Linked DNA regions of Homo sapiens: region 1 is linked to region 2. The links are chromatin contacts, found by Hi-C or POLR2A ChIA-PET in ENCODE. All regions are on one chromosome and are shown on one strand. The core of a region is the stretch at or near the end of the contact, and the rest is flanking DNA. Distances in the headings are between cores, read along the strand shown. Region 1 has its middle 680 kb from the start of QKI. Region 2 overlaps LOC105378102 (a long non-coding RNA gene).

Region 1 (6,153 bases), core at 2,861-5,360, 110 kb after region 2:
GCTCCATCCACAGTATCGTCAGACCCAAGGTCAAATTCCACTCTATCCATAGCGTTTTCTGCAGAATTTCTTTTTCTAAATTGGAGCACTTACCTAACAGAGAGATCCAAATAATTTTTAATTTGGAAATCCCAGCCATGCTTATACATTAACATATATGATGCTTCATACAATGTATGCCCATGACCACATTAGTACATATACCAAAATTTTTCAGAATATGCTGGCCTTTTTGTTACTGCTAATTTTTCTTTTAAATTTGACGCAGATCATCACATCTGTCTTGGAGACTCCTTACACCAATATAAATGAACATATTTATGTTCACTTATTTAACAGCAAGGAATAAAGTTCTTCAGAGTAGAATGGGAAAAAAAAAAAAAACAGTAAAATTTACAAACTCTACCAAGAAGCACATCTTGCTTTGTGTCTCTTGTGGGAGGGATTATTAACAAGAAAATGCTATTAAAATTGGTTGGTTTTACCCACAAGGTAATATTATACTAGCTTTTGTTGTTTTGCTGCTTTATCTATGTTTTTTTCTTCTTGGATAGTCTAGAGTTTTGCCTCCTATTATCAGTTTTTTTTTTTTACTTTCTCCATCTGCTTTCAAGATTTCGTATCTTTTTAGTCTTCTTTTTTGTTTTTAAAGAGCTTGGCTGATTTTCTCTTTTGTTTATCTTTCTGCCTTTGAATTCAGTCATAGAAACTGACTGAGCTTCTATGAGTTCTTACTAATAGCTATGCTAATCATAAAAAAAGTTTAGCATTTTCAATTCTGCTTTCTTCCTCAGGAAAATCTTTCTCTAGAATTACTGATACTATGAGGTTGCAAAAATAGCAGCCTTGGAATATATACGTGTGTGCATGTGTGTGTGCATACACACACAATTTATATACATTTAATCTCTTGGTCTTGGCCTATTTCAGATGATAGTGGACTTAGTACTAAAATGGCCAACAGATAGTCCTTGAAGAAGAAAGAACAGAATTGAGGAAGAGACTCAGAGTGTCATAAACTGGAAATTTGGTTGTTGGCAGTTGATGGAGGCAAGCTCTACAAAGTGGGTTTATCGAATGGAAAAAGGATGAAATGAAGAATAGAGAAAAACTATACGTTATTCTGATTGACTTAAATTTACATGAATGTAGATTCAAAATATTTGTAATTTGTGATCGTCCATAAGTTAGGATAAATTCAGAGCCTCAGCAGAGTTTCAGCACATGAGAAAATATGCTCTCATCTGTTCTGAAAGTGGTTTCGTCTGTGCCCAAGACCATGTGGAGACCAGAACTGAATCACTTGGCCATGGCCTCAGGGTGCAGGACCGTGTGACCTCATTGTGCATTGAGCTGGAATTCCTGACCTGTTGGGGTCTGATCTTAGTCATGTGTTCATCCATTTATCAAATAAGATTACTCAATAGACATCAATTCCATGCCTTTTATGTACCATGCACTTCCTGATTGCAGGCTTGGAAAAGGTGGCAGATCTTAGAGATAATTCAAAAAGTAGAAAAGACAGTGCTTGATAGTTTATTGGATGTGGGAGTGAAGGAGGGGGAAGGCTTGAGGATGACTCTGGCTCACCAGGAGATAAATAGGTGGGTGATGATGCCATGCAGGGAGATGGACACAGCAGAGTGGAGGACATCATGAGTTTGGTTTTCAGCCTGCCAAGTGTGAGATGCTGGTGGTATTTCTAATGGGGAATTCTAGTAGGCGTTTAGACATACTGAGCTGAAGCTCTGCATAGAAAAATAGCAGCCATGAGCAAATAAAGAGTAATTAAAGCCAAAAGTGTGTATACATCTCCAAAAGCAAGAAAAGAAAAGGTTCAGATGAAACCCTCCAGGAAAGCAAAAAAAAAAAATGTTCTCCCTCCTCCCCAGAAAGAAATAAATAGATGGTGAAAGCAAATCCTGTTGATGAAGGTGAGAAAAAAGTAGGAGGACAACCAGGAGATCATGGTGTTCAGGAAAACCAGGGAAGAAGGCATCCAAAGAATAAAAGAGTGGGCAACAGTGCAAAATGTTCTAGAGGGACCAAATAAGTGCAGGCCTGGAAAGGATCACTTGAAGGCCTTGGCTGTCATGGGTGATCTTGTCACAAAGGCAGATCCTGAGGGTCAGGTTCAGAGAGGCAGGAAGTTGGTAAACGGTAATAACTGGACCCAGAAAGCATAAATGACTCTTTTGAGAAGTGTTCCTTCTCAAAAGCAACACTTTTGAGAAGGGTAGCTGTATTAGTCTGTTCTCACGCTGCTAATAAAGACATACCCAAGACGGGGTAATTTATAAAGAAAAGAGGTTTAATTGACTCACAGTTTAGCCCAGCTGAGGAAGCCTCAGGAAACTTATGATCATGGTAGAAGGGGAAGCAAACACATCCTTCTTCACATGGTGGCAGGGAAGAGAAGAATGAGTGCCCAGCAAAGGGGGAAGCCCCTTATAAAACCATCAGCTCTTGTGAGATCTGACTCACTATCATGAGAACAGGATGGGGAAACTGCCCCCATATTTTAATTGTCTCCGCCTGGTCCCTCCCACGATATATGGGAATTACAGGAACTACAATTCAAGACGAGATTTGTGTGGGGAAACAGCCAAACCATATCAGTAGCCAAGCAATATCATATTAATTAGAGGGGATTTTGGAATCCAGGGAGGCTGGAGTTTCTGTTGTTGCGTTTTTTTTTTTTGTTTTTTTGTTTTTTTTTTTCACAGTCATGGAGGCTAGAACTGAAGAAATCAAGGTGTCAGCAGGGTTGTGAAGAAGGACTGGCTCCAGGCCCCTCTCTCTGGCTTGCAGATGACTGTCTTCAGGCTCACATAGCATTCTCCAACTTTCTCCTTTTTTTTTTTTTTTCTTGAGACGGAGTCTCGCTCTGTCACCCAGGCTAGAGTGCAGTGGTATGATCGTGGCTCACTGCAAGCTCTGCCTCTTGGGTTCATGCCATTCTCCTGCCTCAGCTTCCCGAGTAGCTGGGACTGCAGGCGCCCACCACCACGCCCGGCTAATTTTTTGTATTTTTAGCAGAGTCGGGGTTTCACCATGTTAGCCAGGATGGTCTCGATCTCCTGACCTCCTAATCCGCCCGCCTCAGCCTCCCAAAGTGCTGGGATTACAGGCATGAGCCACCGCGCCCGGCCTGTTGCTGCTGTTTTGTTTTCTTGTTTTAGATTTTAGAAAGTGGGCTGAAATCCTTCTGCAGGATGGTCAGCTCCAGAAGCCATGTGTTTTATCCACCAACACATCCTCATCAACCTCAGTGCCTGGCACAGAGCTGGTGGTCAATGAATATTTGTTGTGTGTGTGGATATGCAAATGAACACAAGCAAAGCAGGGCAGATGCATAGGAGAAAGGGGTCACTGATGAACGCTCTAGCATGGTGGGTCCTGGTCTGCTCTACTCTGAGTTGGTCCGTGCTGGTCAGTATGGAAACCTCCAGTTACGTTCTAGTCAAGGAGGCCCTGAGGGAATGTCTTCCAGCCCTGTATTCATTAGGCAGGCATTCACGAGGATGATCTTCAAATAACTGACACTTACTGTTCACTCACTAACACAAATTCCTGCAAGTTGGATTTTAGCTTCCTTTATAGATCTCTTGCTGTTTCATATCCTGCATAAACTTTTATTTTCTACTTTACTTGGATAATGTCCTATATCATTCTGCCCTACCTCTCTTTCTCTAATCAAACTGACATCTGGTCCCTTGTTCTCAATTACTTTACTGTAAAGAGAAAAGTCTCCATGGGCGACACTCCGGGAGTCTAGAAACCGTGGTGAGTTCCTTTGACTCACTCTTGCCCCCTTCTGCTGGTTTCTCTGTACCTGCAGGCCTCTGGGCTGGCCTTGTGCTGTTGCATGGTATGGTTAGGCTCTGAGGCTTTTATAAGCACAGGTTCTTCTAGAATTCAGCCTGTCACATATTTGCAGAGTCTCTGTTGATAGAATTGTAGGAAGGGAAACTTGGAAGTTTAGGCATCTATTTCCTATGGGCTTCTAAGCTCAGCTTTGGACCCCACGCTGGGCCTGATGGTTCCCCACTTTCAACTCTAGGAATCTCTTTCTGGCAGACTTCCTCACAACTCCTGCACACTTCCTGCTCCCTCAACAGGAAGCACTGCAAATGAGCTGTCCTCGCGTTCTTTCCGAGTTTCTGCTTCCCTCTAGAATAAGGAAATGCTATTACGCATAGCAGTTGGAAATTAAACAAAAGGAAATGAGCCTAACCAAACAATAATTATCCATCACATACTCACACACACCACACACGGGGAGGTGGGACTGGGGGTTGCAAACGCACACAGCTTTAATGATCATAAAATAGAACCAGGACTACTTGGACTAAAGTGAGTCCAACTTTTCCAGAAGGCAGTATGATGTAAGAATATAGGCTGTGTGTGAGTCATGCTTTGATAATTCAGCTGAGTGACTTTGGACAAGTTATTTGAACTTTCTGAGTCTCAGATGCCTCATATATTTAACGGAGATACCATATGCTCATTGAAGGGATTAAGTGAACGAACTCCTTAAAAGCTCAGCTCGGTGGCTGGCACATCAGCAAAATGCTTATCATTCAGAATAATAATTATTAATTACCCTACTTTGTCTATAGGAAATGGTGATGCTTTAAGTTTATAGAAAATTTATCCTGAGAATATAAAAGGTCATGCTATTTGAAGCAACACTATAGAGAAGACCATGAAGAACAGAATCTGTGTTGAGTTATTGATCTACACATTATACTGGGGAGTGCAATGGATCGTATCAATAACCGTTTGATTCAACTCAGCATATTTTCAGCAACTTCAAGTATACCATTCTGATAGAATTGAGGGCAAAGGTTTTCTCTCTCTCTAATTTATCCAAATATAAAAAACTCTGGGCTTTTTCCATGCAACACAAACACTGGGGTTTTAAATTACATTTTTCAACTCTGATCTAGATATTTGGCACTGTGTAGACAGAGCCTGGAAACTCCTCAAAGGAGTGCAAAACAAGACAAACAGCTTAGCACGAGGATGGATGTTGTGTTTGTCTAGCGCCTGTGACAATGACACTAATCCAAAGTCCACACCCAAGGGAATGTGCATCAACACACTTGAAAATGTAGCTGCGAGCTGCATCGGTCCTATGTGGAGCTGCTGAGCCAGGGGACATGCTGTAAGCGAGCTCAGCATGACAGGAACGGCAGTCACAAACCCTTATCTTCAGCCGAGTTCACACCCTTGAGAACACCGTGAGCAAGGACAGCTGATGTGAAGCAAGAAGGCTGACGTCACTGTTGAGTGTGGAGCACAAGATGTACATATAGAATAAAAATAACTACTTGCTGGCCTGTTTATTCATGCACCCAAAAGCCCTTCAGACTTGGTTGACATTTCATGCTAAATAACGGTAATGACGAATGGAAGTTCTGCCATTTTCCTGTCATTTTTGTTTTGTTCTTCCTCTTTCCCTCTCATTTCCCCTTCCCCATTTTTAAAGCTCTGAATAACAGCCAGACATAAAAAGCCAACTTGAGGCTCATCGGGGTGATCTGCGTCAGTCATCCCCCACCCCTGGACTGTGTGAACGCAGAGGCCGACTCTCTGAGTGAGGCTTCCAGGTGCTGCAAAACGCTCCATTCATAGGGACACTGAGTGTAAAAAGAAAGCTGCCCATGGGTAAAAGGAACACAAAACACAATGAGAGAGTGATCGTTCTCAGAGTGACACTGGGGCCTCTGCGGGAAAGCTAGGCAACACAGTGCAGATGAAAGAAAGGCAGAAAAAACATTTTGGCCAGAGCAGATGCGAAACCGTTAGAGTGAAAAGAACAGGCTCGCTCTTGACTCGCTGGGGCAGATCTCGCCGCAGGGCAGCAGGCGGTGCTGGTCCAGATACTCTGGGGAGTCTGCGCGGTGTGCCCGGAGCCCCTGGGCGAACACGGGGCACGTTGCTGAGAAGCAGTATTTTGTGTCTCTCATTCATTCCCAGTTAATCTCTTAAGTTTTCTTCAGCAACAGAACTTATTTGTAATGCCATGTGCTCTATTGTCTCTTGGGGATAAATAATTAATTTCTACTAGGCTACACCTTGGCTTTAAAATAATTCGTGAAAATCTCAAGGGAAGTCATCAATTTAGAGAGGAAATCAAAATTGGGA
Region 2 (6,867 bases), core at 2,584-5,083:
GTGCCTGCCATTTGTGCTTCAGGAGTAATTCGTAAGAATGCACCGGTGGATCTTTCCCTGGTGCCGTGAGAGGCTTTTGGATATATTCTTTAAATCTCAGCTGCAGGTGCTCTCCTTAGCATAGCGTAGCGTTTATACCAGACCCTGGTTCCGCCACTAACCAGCTGTGCAATCTTGGAAATCCTACTAATTTCCAGACTTTCAGTTTCCTCATCTGTGCAGCAACTAGAATAATGGTACCTACTGATGTGAGAATGAAATGAAATAATATATGTAAAACATTTAGAGATTGGCACAGAGGTGCTATCTGTGGATTAGCCATTATCCTATTGTCTGTGGATAAATTCTGCTTTGCCCCACACATAGTTTGTTTTTTAGCATAATTTCCCAAATAAACTACTAATGATTCAGAGAATTAGGCCTGTAGATCTCCATTTTCTCAACTTGTTTCACTTTTTAATTAAAAAATTAACTCTATAAAAAAGATCAGACCAACAGGAGATCGAGAACATCCTGGCTAATATGGTGAAACCCCGTCTCTACTAAAAATACAAAAAATTAGCCGGGTGTGGTGACGGGCACCTGTAGTCCCAGCTACTCGGGAGGCTGAGGCAGGAGAATGGCGTGAACCCGGGAGGCAGAGCTTGCAGTGAGCCGAGACCGCACCACTGCATTCCAGCCTGGGCGAGACAGTGAGACTCCATCTCAAAAAAAAAAAAAAAAAAAAAAATCAGACCAAGGTAGTTAAATAATAAAATGCCCAATTGTTTGAATTCTAACAGAAATAATGGAGGGCTTGAAAATAAATGGGTGAATGTTGCATGTTTGATGTTTAATCAATAATAAAGTGTTTATAGGGAGAGGACTGATCCTACAGTTACTTGAAAACGCAGCTAATGAAAGGATTCGTAGAAGCAGAAACAGCTAGAGATTTTATGCTTTTTATTTTTCTGATGCTTTGTTTAGTATAGTTTCTGTAATTCTGATAAAAGTTCTTTTAAAAACTCATTTAAATGTCTCTTTAACAGAGTGGGAGTTGCAAATGCTCTAATAATTTTTACTACTTTCATATTTAAAAATAATATGCCCTCTAAACATTTACATTCAAGATTTGTTTCTCCTCGGATGGGTAAATAATGCATAGTAATTTGCATCTCATGCATAAATCTCACTCTGCTGAATAAAAATATTCCAGAAGGTTCCTTCTCTTCTCTATTTTCCTGCTGATGGTAGTTTAGTTGAATAATATTTCTGGAGAAGTGGGAAAGGGGAGGGGCATTGGCGGTTAGAAAACTAATCTCTTATTACTGCTTTCTTGCAATCAGTGGTAGGGAATTCAGAACTGAATAACGAGACCAGTCTTTTACAAGACGAATACAAATATTTCAAACTTTAATCGTTTCCCAGGTGAACACACTAAATACGTCTTTTGTTAGTGACGTGTAGATGCTGCCTGTGTGGGGATTTATCCAGAATGAATTTGCCCCTCAGGTTCCTTGCAGAACAATAGCAGCACAACTTAAATCAATTCCAATCCTCTGGTGCCCCAGAAATAAGGCAGTCATCCAGCAAGCCCTGGGAGACTGAACGAGCCTCGCTGAGCCCGCTTCCTGGAATCCCAGGTCATCAGTGCTTCACGTCGCTGGGACATTGAGCTACAAGAGGCTCTCCTCGGTTCCGCATTGATCATGTTGTCTGGTTAAACTCTGAGGCTTGTTTTCTACTGTGAATTTCCCGCACCACTGGTTTCTTGTCTACTGATCATTTGCTGGGTCTCAGCCTGGTAAAAAGACATCTCGGGAGAGTCTCACGTCCATCATCAAATGTGACTAAAATATTGCAGTGAGTCATCTGCCCTTGGTACAACAGACTCTTTTCAGCAAATGTCTGGTAATATTTTGAATAAAAGATGCTGCACGAGAATAAATTGCAATGTTCTCTGCTTATGTTGCTATTTACATGCCATCTCCTTCTACCATTAGGAATTTGTCTTATTTACCATTTAGTGTTTTCTTCATATAAAATATGCAAAATCTGGTTTCCTAAAAGCATTTATTCAGTCTTGTTTTCTTCACTCATTCTCTAAAATTAATAAGTGTCCTTTGAGCACCTGCTCTGACTGGCGCTGTGTCAGGAAGTGAGAGGCACAGAGTAGGATCCGGTCTTCAGGAGAACGCTGACTTCTCCAAGGTGCAACACGTAGGTGTCAAACAGCTCAGTAACAGTGGCAGGCAGCACCCAGTGGACTACAAGCTGGTCCATGCTCTGAGACTGACTTGGAAGTGGAGAAATGTGTAGGGAATGGAGTAGTGAGAGAATCATAATAGATACTATGGTTAGAGAATAAAAGCAGAATGATGTCAATAGCAGTTAGCACTGAGCGATTACTAAGTGCCACGTACTGTGCAAAGTACCTTGTGCATCTGAACTTGATGATCCCCATTGAATCTGTGAAGCAGGCATTGCTGTTACCACTCTCTAGATGAGAAGGGGGTTCACGGAGGAGGGTGAGATTGAGCAGAATTTTAGAGAAGTAGAATTCACAGTGGTGGTCAGAAGGCATTTCCTGTGGGGAGCTGTGAACAGCATCAGCAACGAGTTGGCACTGAGAGTGTCTGGGACAATCAGACCAGCCTGGCTAGACAGAGGGGCCCCGTTTGGGGAGTGATGGGAGAGGAGGTTAGGCAGGTGGTAGTTGAGTTGGATGAGTAAGACCTCATGGAGCTGGCTTAGGAACTTGGACTTTATCCTTTTGGCCTAGAGATTTTTGGGAGGTATTTGGGTGGGTACTGACAAAATATAAGGTTACATGCAGCCATCAAATGGTTCCACGGTGTAATACCTCAACTGAAACATTATTTTCACCATTGAATTAATTTTTATTAGGTTCCTGTCAGGGTCTGGGTAGTTTGTAGAGGCAGTAGTAAGTACTCTAGAGTTTACTGTACCTTGGAGTTCCAGTCCAGTTTTCCCAGAAAACTGACCTGGTGGCCCCTCTACCCCTTCACACCCCTCCAACACATGCACAGCTGTGCCTGCACACACACCCACATGTACCACATGCATGCACGCACCCACACATCCTCACACAAACACACCCACACTCACCCCCCCCACACACCCACACTCACCCACACTCATCCACAAGAGCCAAACTGTCTCAAAAAAAAAAAAAAGAAAAAAAAAGAAAAGGGGGGCATATACTGCTTTTCTCTGGACAATACAAAGGACTGGGACTTGGGTAGTGAAAGAGGGAAGTGGCCTTTACCTGTAATTGTTTTTTTTTTTAAAGTGGGGGCTATGTGAATATATTACTAATTTATTTTTTGAAGCGCAGACACAGGAAAGAGTCTAAAAGCAAATAAGAGTAAATGTAATATTTATTAACTCCGGTGGGAACTTGGGTGGCGATCATCAAATTGTAATTTATCAAAAATGTATTTTTATCCAAGGGCTCTGGTGTCGTTAAGAAGTATCTGCGTTTGTTCCATCCAGGGTTAACTGTCTTCTTGGAGGAGGGAGAAAGTCAGGAGAGAGTAAGATTCAGTTTCTGTCTGTTTGAAAGAAGCCTCTCTGAGACTGCATTCAATCAGGAATCACTGTAAATATTGACTCGAGTATTTTTAAAAGGAGTCATATGTTTATGGAGAGGAAATGGCTGGCTGGTATGGATAAGTGCATGTTCTACTTTCTCGGGGCGCTGCGCCCTGGGGGAGCATCACTGAGACAACGTGCCAATTAACAGAACCACTGCCCATAGGTGGACGCCATCCAGTTTTCAGGCAGATGACCAAGGATTAATTGGCTGACCTGTACAGTGAGTCACACAAACCCAAACTTATCAGCTCTTGCGCCTGCTCTCGCTCCATTCTCAGTGTGGGCAGGAACAACCTGCTGTTTGCAGACTTCGATGCCCCTCCGCCCCAGCTAATTAGAGGCGAGCAGGTCACTAGCACTCCAGGCCTCTGTTGCCCAGCAGATTTTACAGTGGATGGATTTGGCCTTGACCTGCTGCGGAAGCTTTAGAAACCCAAGACTCTCCTCTGGTCTGCATTTATTTTCTGTCTCTCTGGATGGCCAAGATACTGCCTGCTCCTTTTGGCCTGAGTTGGATGCCTGTCCAGGGTCTCTTCCACCCCGTGAGGGCCCTGAGCCCTACAGAGTAGGCCTGGCTGCCCCCAAGTTGATGGGGCCAGCTCCCTGCTGTCTTCCTGCCTGGCCCACTACCTGGGGCCTAGGCTTGCTCCTGCTCTTGCTAGTCTTGTGTGGACCTTTCAGCTGATCTGGGTCAGGGCCAGGTGTCCCCTTATCTCTGCCTTATGACCAGCGTTAGAGTGGGGCCCTGACCTTGGATGATTCGCTCTCCTGGACTCCTGATGTGTGACGTACGTAGGGAGGAATCTACCCTGTCCCTGTTTGCCCTGTTCTGTCAGCCTATTTGTCCATTCTCTTGTGTGGTGCTCACCATGGTCATGCCTCACATGAAACAAGCGTGTTACACATTGGACCCTGACTTCCATCTTCTTAGGAGTGAATTGGACAAAACCTGTTCATTACTTACAATCATCACCAGCATTGTCTTTCTGAGTCTGTAGATAGAGAGTAGATGATGTTGGGAGCAGAAGGAGGAAAAGTTACCTTTCCATTACCATGAGAATCTAGTCCTCAGCCTTGCAAACTGGAATGTTACAAAGGGCTGGTGACTGTTACTGGGATTTAGGGTTATGCAGAATCATAAAATAGTAATAAGGCATTTACTTTTTTTTGCTCAAACTTAAAAATAATACCTGTTAAATGGGAAGACAAATGCATATATACATATACATGTTTATAGATTCTATTAAAACTGATTTTCTTAAAACACAGAGTACAGTTAGTACTGTCAGAAGTAAGAGAAAACTTTATATTTCAGAGAAAATATTTTTTTCAGGGAAACTTTAATGCATAATAATTTTTGGTTGAAAGTAACTTCTTGGGGAAGACATTCTAATTCCTAGAGTTAATCATCATCATTACTGCTCTGATTTTTCCAAGGTTTCCAGAGTTTTATTCCTGTAACTCTTATGACTGTGTTGTTAGAATAGATTTTTCCATTTGTAAACAAGATGTACTTTTTGTTTCTTTATTAAGCATTTGGTAAATAATATTTTTAACTTTAAGAGACTGCCCGTCTTGAAAGCCTTACCAACATTTCCATATCATCACCAACAGGCTTGGTCTGTGTCTTCCCTTCCTAATGAAAAACTCTGAGTCTTTTGTTGATTCCTGTTTGATTTGCATGACAAATCCCAGTTGCGGTTCATATATGGTCCTTCTGAAGAACAAAGTATGAAAGGCATTAATTTAAATAAATTTTGGTTTTGTAAAGCATGCTATTTTCATTTTTATTTATTTTTATTCTTATTTATTTATTTTTATTCATTTAATTTTTTAAGATGGGGTCTTGCTCTGTCACCCAGGCTGGAGTGAGTGCAATGGTGCTATCTTGGCTCCCTGCAGCCTCCATCTCTGAGGCTCAATCAGTCCTCCCACCTTAGCCTCCTGAGCAGCTGGGACTACAGGCGCACGCCACCACACCCAGCTAATTTTTGTATTTTTTGTAGAGACTGGATTTTTCCATGTTGCCAAGGCTGGTTTCAAACTCCTGGGCTCAAGCCATCCTCCTGCCTTAACCTCCCAAGTACTGGGATTACAGGTGTGAGCCACTGTGCCAGACCAAGCATGATATTTTTAAATTGGAATACTTTGTGTGAGTTATGCACAAATGAGGGCTTTACAAAAACAATACTTGCAACACACCAGGTATTACCTATGAGATGCTTAATGCATCATCTTATTAGTGCAGTGTGAAGTTAAGGGTGCAGGTTTGATCTTTCTGCTGACAGATGAACAACAGCAGGACATGGATTTCCAAGCACTGACAGAAACACTGATGCTTGATTAAGCAAACTCCATCGAGCATTATTTCTCTGTTTTCTAGAAAAGCAACTTTCGGCCGGGCGCCGTGGCTCACACCTGTAATCCCAGCACTTTGGGAGGAGGAGGCGGGCGGATCACGAGGTCAGGAGATCCAGACCATCCTGGCTAACACGGTGAAACCCCGTCTCTACTAAAAATACAAAAAATTAGCCGGGCGTGGTGGCAGGCGCCTGTAGTCCCAGCTACTCGGGAGGCTGAGGCAGGAGAATGGCATGAACCTGGGAGGCAGAGCTTGCAGTGAGCCGAGATTGCGCCACTGCACTCCAGCCTGGGTGACAGAGCGAGACTCCGCCTAAAAAAAAAAAAAAAAAAAAAAAAGCAACTTTCTAGGGAACTGATACAACTTCCTTTTTCTCTGTCAACCACAGCAGCTTATTCTGATGATACAGAGAACACTATATATTTTCAATGGGTCTATCTTCTATTTTTGTATGGTTTAGCTGCAACTCATGTTTATGAATTTTTGCTTGTTTTCTCTGAATTAGAACCCCAATTTTATTACAAGTGGATTTGAATGGGATTCTATAGTTCCACTGTAGACAGATTCAAAAGAATGTGGCTGAAAGAGAGAGAGGTACACATAGGCTCCCCTTACTCTATTTGCTGTTGATTTCATTGCTTTATGCTCATTTAGCCTGTTTTAAATATGATTCATTAATGCGAGCTGCAACTGAAGTAAGTGCTCTGCTGTGCAAGTTGTTAGCCATGTTCATTGAACAGCGTTAGGTGTTTTCTACCCCAAAGGAAGCTAAATTCTGTCGTTGCCGTGTCTAGCTCTTACTGAGAAAGTTTGCAGACATCCGTGAGCTCCGTAATCAAACTCTCTTCTGTACTCACTGATGGGTAGTAATTACATTTTTGTGGGATGGCAAGATACAACCTGTGAGA

The links. A loop is a pair of places that touch in the nucleus more often than their neighbours do. ChIA-PET counts read pairs that join two places held with the same protein, here RNA polymerase II (POLR2A). Pooled maps may share reads with other maps.
Region 1: a loop to region 2 is called in a map of natural killer cell, with 2.3 times the contacts of the local background. The contact joins two enhancer-like sites. A Hi-C loop is called at or near these places in 5 of 168 maps with a recorded cell type or tissue (Right ventricle myocardium inferior, adrenal gland, endothelial cell of umbilical vein and 2 more), 1 of 37 single-sample maps with no recorded cell type and 6 of 50 pooled maps. POLR2A ChIA-PET finds 5 or more read pairs at or near these places in 1 of 52 experiments (H1).

The regions. Positions count from the first base shown.
Region 1 is chr6:164,093,906-164,100,058 of GRCh38, forward strand. No RefSeq gene overlaps it. Among named protein-coding and RNA genes, the nearest start is that of QKI, 680 kb to the left of the region's middle. Within about 2 kb of position 4,111, at least 9 of the 41 ENCODE cell types and tissues checked have a DNase peak (open chromatin) inside an H3K27ac peak, as active enhancers do.
Region 2 is chr6:163,982,163-163,989,029 of GRCh38, forward strand. The region is part of intron 4 of LOC105378102 (a long non-coding RNA gene); the gene reads left to right. Among named protein-coding and RNA genes, the nearest start is that of QKI, 570 kb to the left of the region's middle. Within about 2 kb of position 3,834, at least 4 of the 41 ENCODE cell types and tissues checked have a DNase peak (open chromatin) inside an H3K27ac peak, as active enhancers do.